2 separate regions of the Homo sapiens genome follow, and region 2 is linked to region 1. Evidence: chromatin loops called from intact Hi-C (ENCODE). Cell type or tissue: PC-9. All regions are shown on one strand. Links, peaks and the distances in the headings refer to the core of each region. The heading gives the core; the rest is flanking DNA.

Region 1 (6,339 bases), core at 2,070-4,569:
GCTTGAAAAGCTACAAAGCCTTTCTCCCAGAACTCTGAACCTTCACACTTCATTTTTTCATTCACTGCTTGACAGTGAGCTTTAGAAGAAGAACACATCCATTATTACGGAATGATACAATCTTGGCTACAGAAAAAAACAAAATTTCAAATGTTTCAAAATGCAAAGTCCATGATAATATAGTGGATGGTAAGTCTTCTCAGTTGAGAGTTGCAGAGCACACCCAAACGGAATATAGCAGAATTACTTTACGAATATTTTTAAGACCAGTTCTCAATGATTTTTCATTATATTTTATAATTCTTTCCATTGGTCAAGATTGCTTTCCTTGAGCTTGGATCTTCTGTTGCTTACGTCAAGAAAGCACTAAACTTTAAGAAAATGTTTGGGAATCAATGAGCAAGATCATTTTGTTCAGGTTTTTTTTAGGAGCAACTTAGAAATAAGAGTAAATATAATTTCTTAATAAAACAATGTACTTAAGCACATAAGCTTCATTTAATAAATATGAATCTCCTTTATGTTCAGAAATTAAAGCTCTATGTTGTGGTTGTATATGTTTGTGTAGTTTCACCTCTGCTATCAGGTATGCCCCCTTTGTGGCTACTGATACAATAGCAAAAAAAATTTTTTTCTTCTTCAAAAGTTACCTGAATGGTCTCTGTGCTCTTTCATCATGGGGATTCTATGTCCCCAAGAAAACTTCAAATGGTAGGAGAAGGTATCAGTAAAGATGACTCTCACTGCGTCTATTGAATAGTTCAAATCCAATTCATCCATGCTTTTTTCATCAGGCCACCCCATGATTGTTCTTCCTGCCATGTGAAGAAAACAAAAGAAATAGTTAAGCAAGAAAATCTCTACCTGGCCATATTCAATTATGTTGAGGTTATTTTATGTTAAAGCTATTCCTTCCTAAAGGCAGTGCTGGGCCTAAATAAGACATGGAGGGGAGGGGGGTGGGAATTTCTGATGTTCTAGATAAAATCAGAAATTTATGGCAAACATTTGTATTGCAAATATAACTTACCCTTCCAAATAAATCATTTAAACAATGTATCATTCTGTTCTTACATTGCTATAAGAAAATACCGAGACTGGGTGATTTATAAAGAAAGAAGTTTAATTGACTCACAGTTCCCTATGACTGGGGAAGCCTCAGGAAACTTACAATCATAGCAGAAGGTACCTCTTTCCAGGGAGGCAGGAGAGAGAATGAGTGCAAGCAGGGGAAATGCCAGATGCTTATAAAACCATCAGATTTCATGAGAACTCACTCACTTTCATGAGAATAGCATGGGAGAAACCACCCCCATAATCCAATCACTTTCCACTAGGTCCCTCCCTTGACTCATGGGGATTGTGGGGATTATGGGGATTACAATTCAAGATAAAATTTTGGGTGGAGACACAGCCAAACCATATCAAACAATAATTTAACGCACAATGAATTTCAAAAAATTATTGCTATTGGAAATTCCAACGGTATTGGAAATAATCATTGGTATTGGTACTGGTATAAATATTGATATTGGAAATACCAATACATCAATTTAAATTCATATACAAACAAACCTATCTAAAGTTGGAATATATGCTGCAATTATAGTACACATCTTCATTTGGAAGTGATGTCAATGTAGCCAAATTTCCAAAGACAGAATAAAACTGTTGCATTTAGATAGTGTTTCCTTAAGAGACTTTGTTTATTCTAAAATATGTAGTGTAAATGGCTGACTGTTACTGATCTAACCCAGGCCATTTAACCCATATAAGCGCACCCTCCTGGTGCAATTCAGCAAGTTCTTTTGTCCTCGGTATTTCCTACAATCCAGCAGCTAGATCCAGAGGCTTAACCAGACTCAGGTCTAATCCTTTTTTGCCAGCCGATAGGTGTTGATGTGTTGTTTTATGAGAGGCTTATAATTTCTAGTTGTTTCTCTTTTTGAGATATTCCAGCTGTTGACCCTCAGTGCCTAGGTCCATTAATTCAATGGGAGTTTCAAAATGGTGATGTTTTATTTCTATCATTTCTTTTTCATCTACTAATATAAAACATTTATAAAATAATATTTTCTATTATCTATTTGGTTGTGCAATAGTTCACGTGGGATATGTGCTTGTATTTTCTCTTTATTTGCTATTTTCCATAATAAGAACTCATCACAATAGGCTGAGTATCTCTTATCACACACTCAAGACAAGAAGTATTTTGGGTTTCAATTTCTTTTTGGATTTTATAATATTTTCATACACATAATAAGAAATCTTGAGGATGCAACCCAAGTCTAAATGTGAAATTCATTTATGTTTCACATACACTTTATACACATTGCCTGAAGGCGATTTTATACTATATATATATATATATATATATATATATATATATATAAAATTTTATATATATAGAAAATTTTATATATATATATATAATTGTTGTTTGTTGGTTTGTGTTTTTGAGATGGACTTTCACTCTGTCACTGAGGCTGGAGTGCAGTGGCACGATCTCGGCTCACTGCAACCTTCACCTCCTGAGTGCAAGTGATTCTCCTGCCTCAGACTCCCAAGTAGCTGAGATTACAGGCACATGCCACCACACCCAGCTAATTTTTGTATTTTTAGTAGAGATGGGGTGTCACCATGTTGGCCAGGTTAGAACTCCTGACCTAAGATGATCCGCCCACCTCAGCCTCCCAAAGTGCTGGAATTACAGCACACTCAGCCTATACAATATTTTAAATGATTTTGTGCATAAAACAAAGTTTTTACTGCTTTTTCACTGTGACCGATCACATGAGGTGTATTGGTCTGTTTGCACACTGCTATAAAGACATAGCCAAGACTGGGTGATTTATAAAGGAAAGAGGTTTAATTGGCTCACAGTTCTGCATGGCTGGGTGAAGCAGGAAATATAAGAAAAACAAGTAAAGAGAAAACAAGTCCTTCCCTGACCAGGCTGACTCACTCCAAAGTGCAGCTGGAGCTATGATAACATTATCTGCAAGGCCAGGCAGGGGCCCCAGAGAAATGGATTCCAAGAGCAGGGAGGAGAAAAACAAGTTCTTATCAGTCTCTGCCTGAAATTCTCTCCCCATGCTATCATTCTTTGTTCTGCTCTTATAATTACTTTTGTAACTATTTCTGCAAGTTTGCAAGGATTTTGTAAGTTCCTGTTTTCCCATTTGTGCAGGATGGCAAAGGTCACAAGACATGCCTAAGTTGCAAAACCTGTCACAGTTTGATTAACTGCCTTTGTTCTGTTCTCACTTTCCCCATCCTGCAAATTTCACGCCACTGGCTAGCCACCCCACTTCAGTTGCATGAATAAAAGTCAAGCCCTGTCTTTGTTCGTGGCTCAGCCTCTGGATATTAATCTGCTGGGCCAGTGGCCACCTAAATAAAATCCTCCTGTTCCACCCATATGGTCTTTCTGGTCTCCTGATTCCTGCAACGTGGGGAGACCTCAGGACACTTACAATCATGGCAGATGGGGAAGCAGGCACCTTCACAATGTGGCAGGAGAGACAGGAAGCAAAGGGGGGAAAACCCCTTATAAAATCATTAGATCTTGTGAGAACTCACTATCATGAGAACAGCATGGGGGAAATTGCTCCCATGATCCAATCACTTCCCTCCCTCAAAACATGGAGATTACAGGTCCCTTCCTCCACATGTGGGGATTACAATTCAAGATGAGATTTGGGTGTGGACACAGAGTCAAACCTATCATGAGGTCAGGTGTGGAATATTCCACTTATGCATCATGTCAGGCTCAAAAGGCTTCAGATTTTGGAGCATTTCTGATTTTGGGTTTTAGAATTAGGGGTGCTCAACCTGTATCATCCTCTAACGGTAAAACGGTTAGTTATATTTTTCATTTAATAACTTGACGAAAGCATGGACTTACGCCACATTGGCTGCTGAGTTCTTTTGGCATAACCGATCAGGTCTTGATGGCTAGTCTCTAAGCTATCTGGAATGACAAGGTTCTTCACCTTGTAAATGTCCTGCCCTAGACCTTCTCTTCCATAGTGTGACTCCCAAGTTTTAAGGACACATGGGTGAGAGAATGAGACTATTCCATACTTACTTATTTGGTCTATCACACTTTACACATTTAACAGCTTCAATAGCATTCCAAAACTATACTAGTAATAAAATTTCTGAATATGGTTTCAGTTGCGATTCTCAAATTGGCCCTCTCTGCTTTCTGGTGGGTAATTATGAACTCTTAAAGAAGTTTCTTCAGGACCATCAGATACCTTATTGTTTCTCTTTGTTCTCTTCCTACACCCACAGGAAAAACCACGCCAATCTTGTGGCTTTTAGAGCTTTGTGTCCCACCCACATATATACTTTGTGGTACAAGGAAACATGTCACCTCTTTTCATTGTAAATATTGCCCATGGGTTTTCAAAATGATGTATAGTTTCTCTCTTAATATGTATGTATTTGAAAAATCATGCTGTCACTACAGTCCAATGTTTCCAGAATCTTTTCACAAACATACATTTAAATAACCCTGGACTATCTCATTTTGATATGTACAATTATGAAGATAACCCTTTTAATATGGAATTTCCTAAATGGGACACTAGTGAACAAACTACAAAAAATTTTGAGACTTGGAAGGAATATACGTTAATGTTGTTAATAAACTCTAGAAACTTGAACATTCAACATAATTTATGAAGGAAATCTCAAAATGAATTTGTGCCTTTTGCAAATAAGGAAATTACTATGAACAACCAGGGAACATACCTTTTAGGAATGGGGCTGAAGCCACTTTGTTCATTATCTCTTGGGTAGTTTTGGATTCAGGTGCAAATGCAATAACATAATTAGTATCATTAAAACTATCTACACGTCCCAGATCCATTGAAGACATTTGAGGAGTGTCATGAACTTGATGTAAATTGGAGAAAAATAGGTACAGAAACAGTACCAGAAGAAATGAAAAGAGCCATTCCTATATAGCAATAAGAGAAAAAGGAAACAAACTGGTAGATGTTATACCACAGATCAATCATCCACAAACAGTTTGAAATACTTAATTCTGTTATTTGGCTTGCATTCCATTTATTCTTTCTCCTAGTTTTTAAATATCCTGATTTTCTTTGTCCATTAATCTGCATATATTAAAATATGCACATTGTCTACCAAGACAGAATTGTAACATCAATTCCAGTTATAATTGAGAATCTAAGTTTACCACACTCTAGTGCAAGTGATAAAGCCTGTATTACTTTATGAATGGCCCAACAGTTTAGTCATGTTAAAATTTTAGTGACAGTGATAAATAAATAGTAGGTGATGTGGAATAGGTAACTAGCTTCCATCAACAGGAGCAAGATCATATCATATTTTTACCTTCTGTTGCTGGTATGTGGAAGAAGATAGTCCCAAAATGTTGCTCATAAAAAAACAAAGTTTTTTTGAATGTGGTCATCGTGACCACATTCGGGAATTGGAAATACAGCACAATGCAATTGAAACCCAGTGATAAGAACCTAGTTAATTATTTAGTTATGATACTACACATAAGTCCTTTTTAAAAGAGTTATATGTCATCTTCATCATATGATCCTTTTTTAGCTATGTGTGTTGGTCTATATCTGTTTCTATCTTAATAGAAAAATAAATATAATGTTTATATAAAAAAGAGCTAAAAGTTTAAAGGTAAAACATCTATGTAGGGCGGGATCACAACTTTTACATTTATATAATCTTTTCCCTATGCAGGAATTGTTGTATACTTTATTCCCTGCCTATCCAAGCATTCAATACATATTTGTTGCATGAACACACACACACACACACGAACACACACACACACACACACACACACACACACGTTCATAAGATCAGATGTTAATATAAGTTTTGAACTATGAGTATTCTATGGGTGATTTTATTATATTTTTCTGAGTTTACTAAATTTTTTGCACAAAGCACATCTAATCATTCTTATGATCAGAAGAAAATAAGTACTATTTTAATAGAAGTAAAAGATCACAATACTATTTTCCCATTTATTTACATGATTATTATTTCTTTCAAACTGACATTGTCTGTGTCTATAATGACATTGTGTAGAAGTGCTACAATTTGCCTTTTCATTGTTTGTTAGATTTTGGATTCCCTGCTTCTTTTTTACTTTGTCCCTGAACTTCTATACAAATGCGTTCATGAGATTCAAATGAGCTCAGCGGTTAAGAATTGTTATCTCTGAAGTATAAAGATATGGCTTTATTTTTCAAGGAGTTTCTGAATATGAATTTTTAAAAAAATGCCTCTAGTAAGACATAAAACAATAATACATAATGTAATTTGAAAAAA
Region 2 (6,339 bases), core at 1,234-3,733, 170 kb after region 1:
TTGAGACTTGTTTTGTTGCTTATCATATGGTCTATCTTGGAGAATGTTCCATGTGCTGATGAACAGAATGTATATTCTGCAGTTGTTGGGTAGAATATTCTGTAAATATTTGTTAAGTTCAGGGTATACTTTAAGACCATTGTTTCTTTGTTAACTTTCTATCTTGATGACCTGTTCAGTGCTGTCAGTGGAGTATCGAAGTCCCCCACTATTATCGTGTTGCCATTTATCTCATTTCTTAGGTCTAGTAGTAATTGCTTTTATAAATTTGAGAGCTCCAGTATTAGGTGCACACAGATTTAGGACTGTGACATTTTCCTGTTGGACTAGTCCTTTTATTATTATATAATGTCCCTCTTTGTCTTTTTAACTGTTGTTGCTTTAAAGTCTTTTTGTCTGATATAAGAATAGCTACTCCTGTGTCCATTTGCATGGAATATCTATTCCCACCCCTTTACCTTAAGTTTATGTGAGTCCTTATGTGTTGGGTGAGTCTCTTGAAGACAGCAGATACTTGGTTGGTGAATTTTTATTCATTCTGCTATTCTGTATCTTTTAAGTGGCACATTTAGGCCATTTACATTCAATGTGGGTATTGAGATGTGAGGTACTATGCTATTCATCATGCTGGTTTTCTAGAATGCTGGTTATGCTAGCAGTGAAGTTGCCACGTGGACAGACTCAGGACCTCTGGTTAGCCAGGGTGTTGCAAGTGGTAGAATTATCTGTTGTTTTCTCCTTCTTTGGTGCAGGATTGTTCTGTTATGACTTTGTGTAATGGCTTGAGTTCATTGGCCTCCAACCAGGAGGTGGAACTTTCAAGACAGCACCAGCTGCTGTAGCGCCCTACAGTGGCCAGGATAAGTACTCTGGTTTCTCAGGCTATGGGTGGGGCCATAGAGCTCCCAAGAGTTTGTGTCTTTTGTCTTTAGCTACCAGCGGTGGGGAGAATAAAAACAATCAGGTGGGGGCAGGGTTAGGCATGTCTGAGCTCAGACTTTCCTTGGGTGGGGCTTGCTGTGACCACTGTGGGCGACAGGTTTGCGGGTGGGGGGAGGGTCGTTCTCAGACCAACGGTGTTATGTTCCCAGGGGAATTATGGCTACTTCTGCTGCATCATACAGATAGCCAGGAAAGTGGGGGAAAGCCAGGAGTGACAGGCCTCACCCAGCTCCCACACAGTCAGCAAGGCCAGTCTCACTCCCACTGTGCCCCCACAACAGCACTGAGTTTATATTCAGGCATCCAGTGAGCAAGGCTGAGATCTTGCCCCAGGCTATAAGCCTCCCTGCTGAGAAAGCAAGCAGGGCTCTCGGGCCTGGCTGGGCCCTCCCCATCTGCCCACACCTTTGGCTGTTGCTTCTGCGCTAGTACCTACATTTCCTGTTCAACCCCCTAACCAACCCCCACCCTGGCCCCTTCCGATTCTGCTCAGGAAAATTCATGCTCAAAGTTATTACAAAATTCAGCTAGGAGCTTCCTTCACTCTGTGGCCCCTCCCCTATTTTATTACCTTTAATAACATTATAGAAAGCATTCTTATTGGGCTGATGTTTCGACAAAAGGGAGAGAATAAGAAATAATCCATTAACTTCATATTGTGTTTCCTTCTTCATATTTTTGAGATTCGGAAGAACAACTATACTTGAGCCAAATATTAACAAGAACCAATTAATGAACTATTTTACATAAGTGAGTTCAATTTAGGCACTAAAAAGCATCATTATTCAATAGGTGATTTAAGTGTTTTCCTCCCTCTCTCAAACTAAAACACATACCGACACACATACATCCTACCTTTACGAAAGACAAAAACCAAAATAAATACAGTTCTTTTTAATTAAAATGATTTTTAAAAATGATTCAGTTCGGCCGGGCGCGGTGGCTCACGCCTGTAATCCCAGCACTTTGGGAGGCCGAGGCGGGCGGATCACGAGGTCAGGAGATCGAGACCATCCCGGCTAAAACGGTGAAACCCCGTCTCTACTAAAAATACAAAAAATTAGCTGGGCGTAGTGGCGGGCGCCTGTAGTCCCAGCTACTTGGGAGGCTGAGGCAGGAGAATGGCGTGAACCCGGGAGGCGGAGCTTGCAGTGAGCCGAGATCCCGCCACTGCACTCCAGCCTGGGCGACAGAGCGAGACTCCGTCTCAAAAAAAAAAAAAATGATTCAGTTCATACCTTTAAATAGTAAAATGGAAATGAGGAAATTCTATTGTTTTGAAATTTTTTCTTCTCTACTATCAGAAATGCTTCTTAAGTTACAAATAAACAGATATTAATACATGTTTTAAGAAACAGAATTGCTTTAAATTTAACTTTAACCACACTATTAACTTACCAGGTAAAACTCGCTCAAAATATAATGTGAATATCAAATAGAAAAGAGTATCAAATGCCAAAATGAAAAAAGTGGCTATCATTTTGTATGAATCCCCAGAGGGATCAGGAAAAATAACACCACTTAAGTAATTATCCAGGTGTGTAATCTGAGATTTAAAAGAAAAAATAAAATGTTAGATGAACTTATAAAACTAAATAAAACAATTTTTTTTAAAAAATAGTGGTACCTAGAGATATGTAATTAATATTTTAATACCTTTTCAAATATGCATAGTAAATGTGCTATTAGTATTGTTGCTTTTTAAAAAATGTAAGTATTCTCACAAAATTTTAAAATGCTATATATGAAAGTAAAACAAAAAAGAGAAATTAACTGCATCATTAATCATGGGTATTTTAACAAAGAAAATATGGAGAAGTGGACAAGCAACCAAATATAACATACTTTGGGAAGGAAAACTTGAAGTGGGCAACATAATTAGAGCCCATTTAAAGAAACATAAAAATTCTAAGTATAAGATATTGCAGAAACATTCAATTATTAAATAAGTACTGAAGACTTGAAGAAAAAACTAGAAAGATAATAATGATAACAGTTAACATTTAGATAGTATGTATCTGGCTCTGTACTAGTGCTATATGTATATAATAGCACAATTAATCCTAAAAATTTACCCCCATGAGGTGGGTTCTACTGACATCCTCATTCTGCAGAAGACAGGCTAAAGAGATTAAGTGACTTGCCCAGTGTCACCAGCTGGTAGGCAACAGAGATGAGACCCTTATCCATGCCATCTGGCTTCACTCGTTATTCATAACCTCACATTTTACTGCCTCTTTAAAGGGGGACACAAACCAGATATTTCTCAGTGGTCAGATAATGGGCAATTATTTTTCTTCTTTAAATTTGCTAGGATTTTACAAATGATCTGCCTGCTTTGTTTATCCATTTGATAAAACTTTTTTGTTGTTCTTATTTAGTTTCTCAACAGCAGAATTTCTTAAAACACAGAGTGGCTGATTATTAAATTTCATGAGGCACCAAATTCTTGAATAAGAACATATTTTGAAAATCTAATAATAAAATCTTGAAATAATTATGTTCTTACCTGGGCCATTCCAGCAGTGAAGGCAAAAGGGCTAAGAAGACTTAATACCCATCCCAAAGATAAAGGAAGTTGTCTATATAACACAGTGAATCCCAGACATCCCCAAAATACAGTGAAGAGAAATCCAGCCAAACCAGCGAGCATAGGTTTCCTTATTAAAACACTCATGAGGAAAGCCAATGCTATCTGAAGGAAGAAAGAGGTCTGATTGGTATATTTTTCCTTGAAGATTCATAAATAGCAATATTCATCGATTTCTCACATTGTCAAAAATTTTCTCAAAACATATAGAAAATAGGATAGAAAATATAGTGATTACACTAATATCCCAAAGAAACATTATTTGCTCATGTATCTGTAATCTGAAACAGGTTAAGAGGTAATATGCTTTTACCAACTCACCAAAGAAAGGCCATATAAGCTATAGAGTGTGAATATCACCATGAAGCCAGTATGAAATACAATTGGGATTGATGTTATGACCAGAGCCATAAAAATGGACATAATGAAGATGAAGCAAATGTATGTCAATCCCCAGGAGAGCCTATAGTAGAAACAAGGTGTTAGTTCAACTGTCACAAACATAAATGTTTGGAGAGGTAATGTGCGAAATGGTTAAGAGTAAAAGCTCTGAAATCAGGACTAAATTTATTCTAAATGGGTGGCCATACACATTTTGTGACTATTAGCAAGTTATTTATCTTCTCTCACTCTCATCTGTAAAATGGAGTTTTTCATGGTAGCTATTCATATGGTTGTTCTGAGAAATAAATGAGATAATGCTTTTGAAGATGTTAGTTTAGCATGTGGCACAGAAAGTAGCCATTACTATAATTACCTCTATAGCTGTAGAACAAATTTTATATTTAATATAATTAAATATACTTTTATTCTTTCAGTTAAATGACTATATAAAATGTCAGTGGAAAAACAACGACAATCTCCCCTTTAAACTTCCTTATACTAAAGCTTTCTAAGGTATACCATTCTTCTGAATGTTTAACAGAAATCTTTCCAATTTAAGTAAAGCTCATTTCATTTTTTATCCTTGTATGGCTATGGACATTAGACAATGTATTATTTTTAAGAATCAGAATACCATAGTGCTATTAAGAAATGTGAAACTAAAATAAAAGGAAAGGTATTATGATGCCAGGCACGGTGGCTCACGCCTGTAATCCCAGCACTTTGGGAGGTTGAGGCAGGTGGATTGCCTGAGTCAGGAGTTCGAGAACAGCCTGGCCAACATAGTAAAACCCCATCTCTACTAAAAATACAAAAAATTAGCTGGGTGAGGTGGCGGGCACCTGTAATCCCAACTACTAGGGAGGCTGAGGCAGGAGAATCACTTGAACCCCAGAAGTGGAGGTTGCAGTGAGACAAGATCGTGCCATTGCACTCCAGCCTGGGCAACAAGAGCGAAACTCCATCTCAAAAAAAGAAAAAAAAAAAAGGTATCATGATGATTATAGTTGTATAACTGTGATTGAATGTCGGAGTAGCCAAAACATTGTTGCTTTTGAAAATCTCTGGAAGTAGATGGAAAGGTATGTTTTAAACAACCACCACATGATCCAGCAAATATACCACTGAGCATTTTTCCCAGAAAAATTAAAACTTATGCTCACACAAAAACCTGTATATGAATGTTAATCACAGCTTTATTCATAAATGCCAAAAACTAGAAACAACCCATATCTCCTCCAAAGGCTGAAGAATTAAACAAACAGAAATACATCCATGCCATGGAATAGTACTCAACAATAAGAAAAAACAAGCTATTGATAAATGAGAATTTGGCATACTTGAGCCTTATTTGGGCAAAGCAGTACAATCTACTGAGTTAAGTAGTAAATTTGTGCCTGATCAGATAGAAAGTAGAAGGGATAATATACAAGAAGTGTGAGGGCTTTACAAGAAATATAGCAGTTTTACCTTAATACTTGGGATACTTGCATTTGGCAATGGGTTCTTATAAAAATTTAAAGACCAAAATTCACAAAGCTATATATTTTTAAGAAAATTATATCATTTTATTATTTAAAAATCTATTTTCCTTGTCTTTGAAAAGAGGAGAAAGAGCTTGTCTAAGACACCCTCCCCAATAACAGATGCAACATATCAATTAATAAAAAAATTATATCCAACACAAAATCTGCTATCTTGTACCCTTGTATGGTTTTATATCAGGGAAGAATCATTCAGAAATTTAGATTAAATGTTTGAGGTAATGGATATTCCAATTGTTCTGATTTGATCATTACACACTGTATACATGTATCAAGATACCACATGTACCCCACAGTATATACAACTATGATGCATCAGTTAAAAATAGCAAAAAAAGGAAAAACAAACCTGAATCCAAACTTAGTATTTACCTACCGTAAAGCTAATAATATGGTATGCATTTCTGTAGGCCAGTTTCACAAAAGGCTTTTTCTATCTCCTTTTCCCCCTTGTCATTAAATTTATTTTATTAATATTTTTGAGTTTTGTAGCACAGTCTCTAAAAGAGTGCTGTTTTCTTAGGTTTGATTTCTGGCTTTATTGTTTATAAGTTATAGGTTTTAGGGAAAAATCTTAACTTTTCTCTGCTTTATTTTTCTTACCTGTAAAATGTGGATAATAGTTCTGTCATCCCTAGAACACGGTAAAGTACTTAAACAATGTTCATTATTATTTCTATAATTATTAGACTATAATACCTCATTATTATTAAATATTTATTACTATAATTGTATACTATCTCAAAGTCTAGGGGAAAAGGGACAATACTTAAAGGAATGGATGAATGCATAGATATATATATAAATGCATAGACTATATAGATGGAGAGCATAGATATATATATAAATGCATAGACTATATAGATGGAGAGAGATGTC

What was found. A loop is a pair of places that touch in the nucleus more often than their neighbours do. Peaks named below come from ENCODE experiments on the same cell type or tissue, not always from the same donor. Only the 100,000 strongest peaks of a DNase experiment are listed, where the experiment ranks them.
Region 2: it touches region 1 in a loop (2.2-fold over the local background); 2 of 110 quality-filtered maps call a loop at or near these places.

Annotation. Positions count from the first base shown.
Region 1 is chr17:69,044,522-69,050,860 of GRCh38, forward strand. ABCA9 (ATP binding cassette subfamily A member 9) reads right to left here. Exons shown (of 39, transcript NM_080283.4): 3 at 4,762-4,969; 4 at 651-815; 5 at 1-79. Among named protein-coding and RNA genes, the nearest start is that of ABCA9, 13 kb to the right of the region's middle. In PC-9, for the core only: no CTCF peak of the experiment used is centred there; a DNase peak (open chromatin) is centred at 3,030; H3K4me3 peaks cover 453 bases; H3K27ac peaks cover 1,114 bases.
Region 2 is chr17:69,212,364-69,218,702 of GRCh38, forward strand. It overlaps ABCA10 (ATP binding cassette subfamily A member 10), which reads right to left. Exons shown (of 39, transcript NM_001377321.1): 7 at 3,854-3,995; 8 at 3,452-3,637; 9 at 2,341-2,488. Among named protein-coding and RNA genes, the nearest start is that of ABCA10, 13 kb to the right of the region's middle. RefSeq lists an enhancer at 618-1,538. In PC-9, for the core only: no CTCF peak of the experiment used is centred there; no DNase peak of the experiment used is centred there.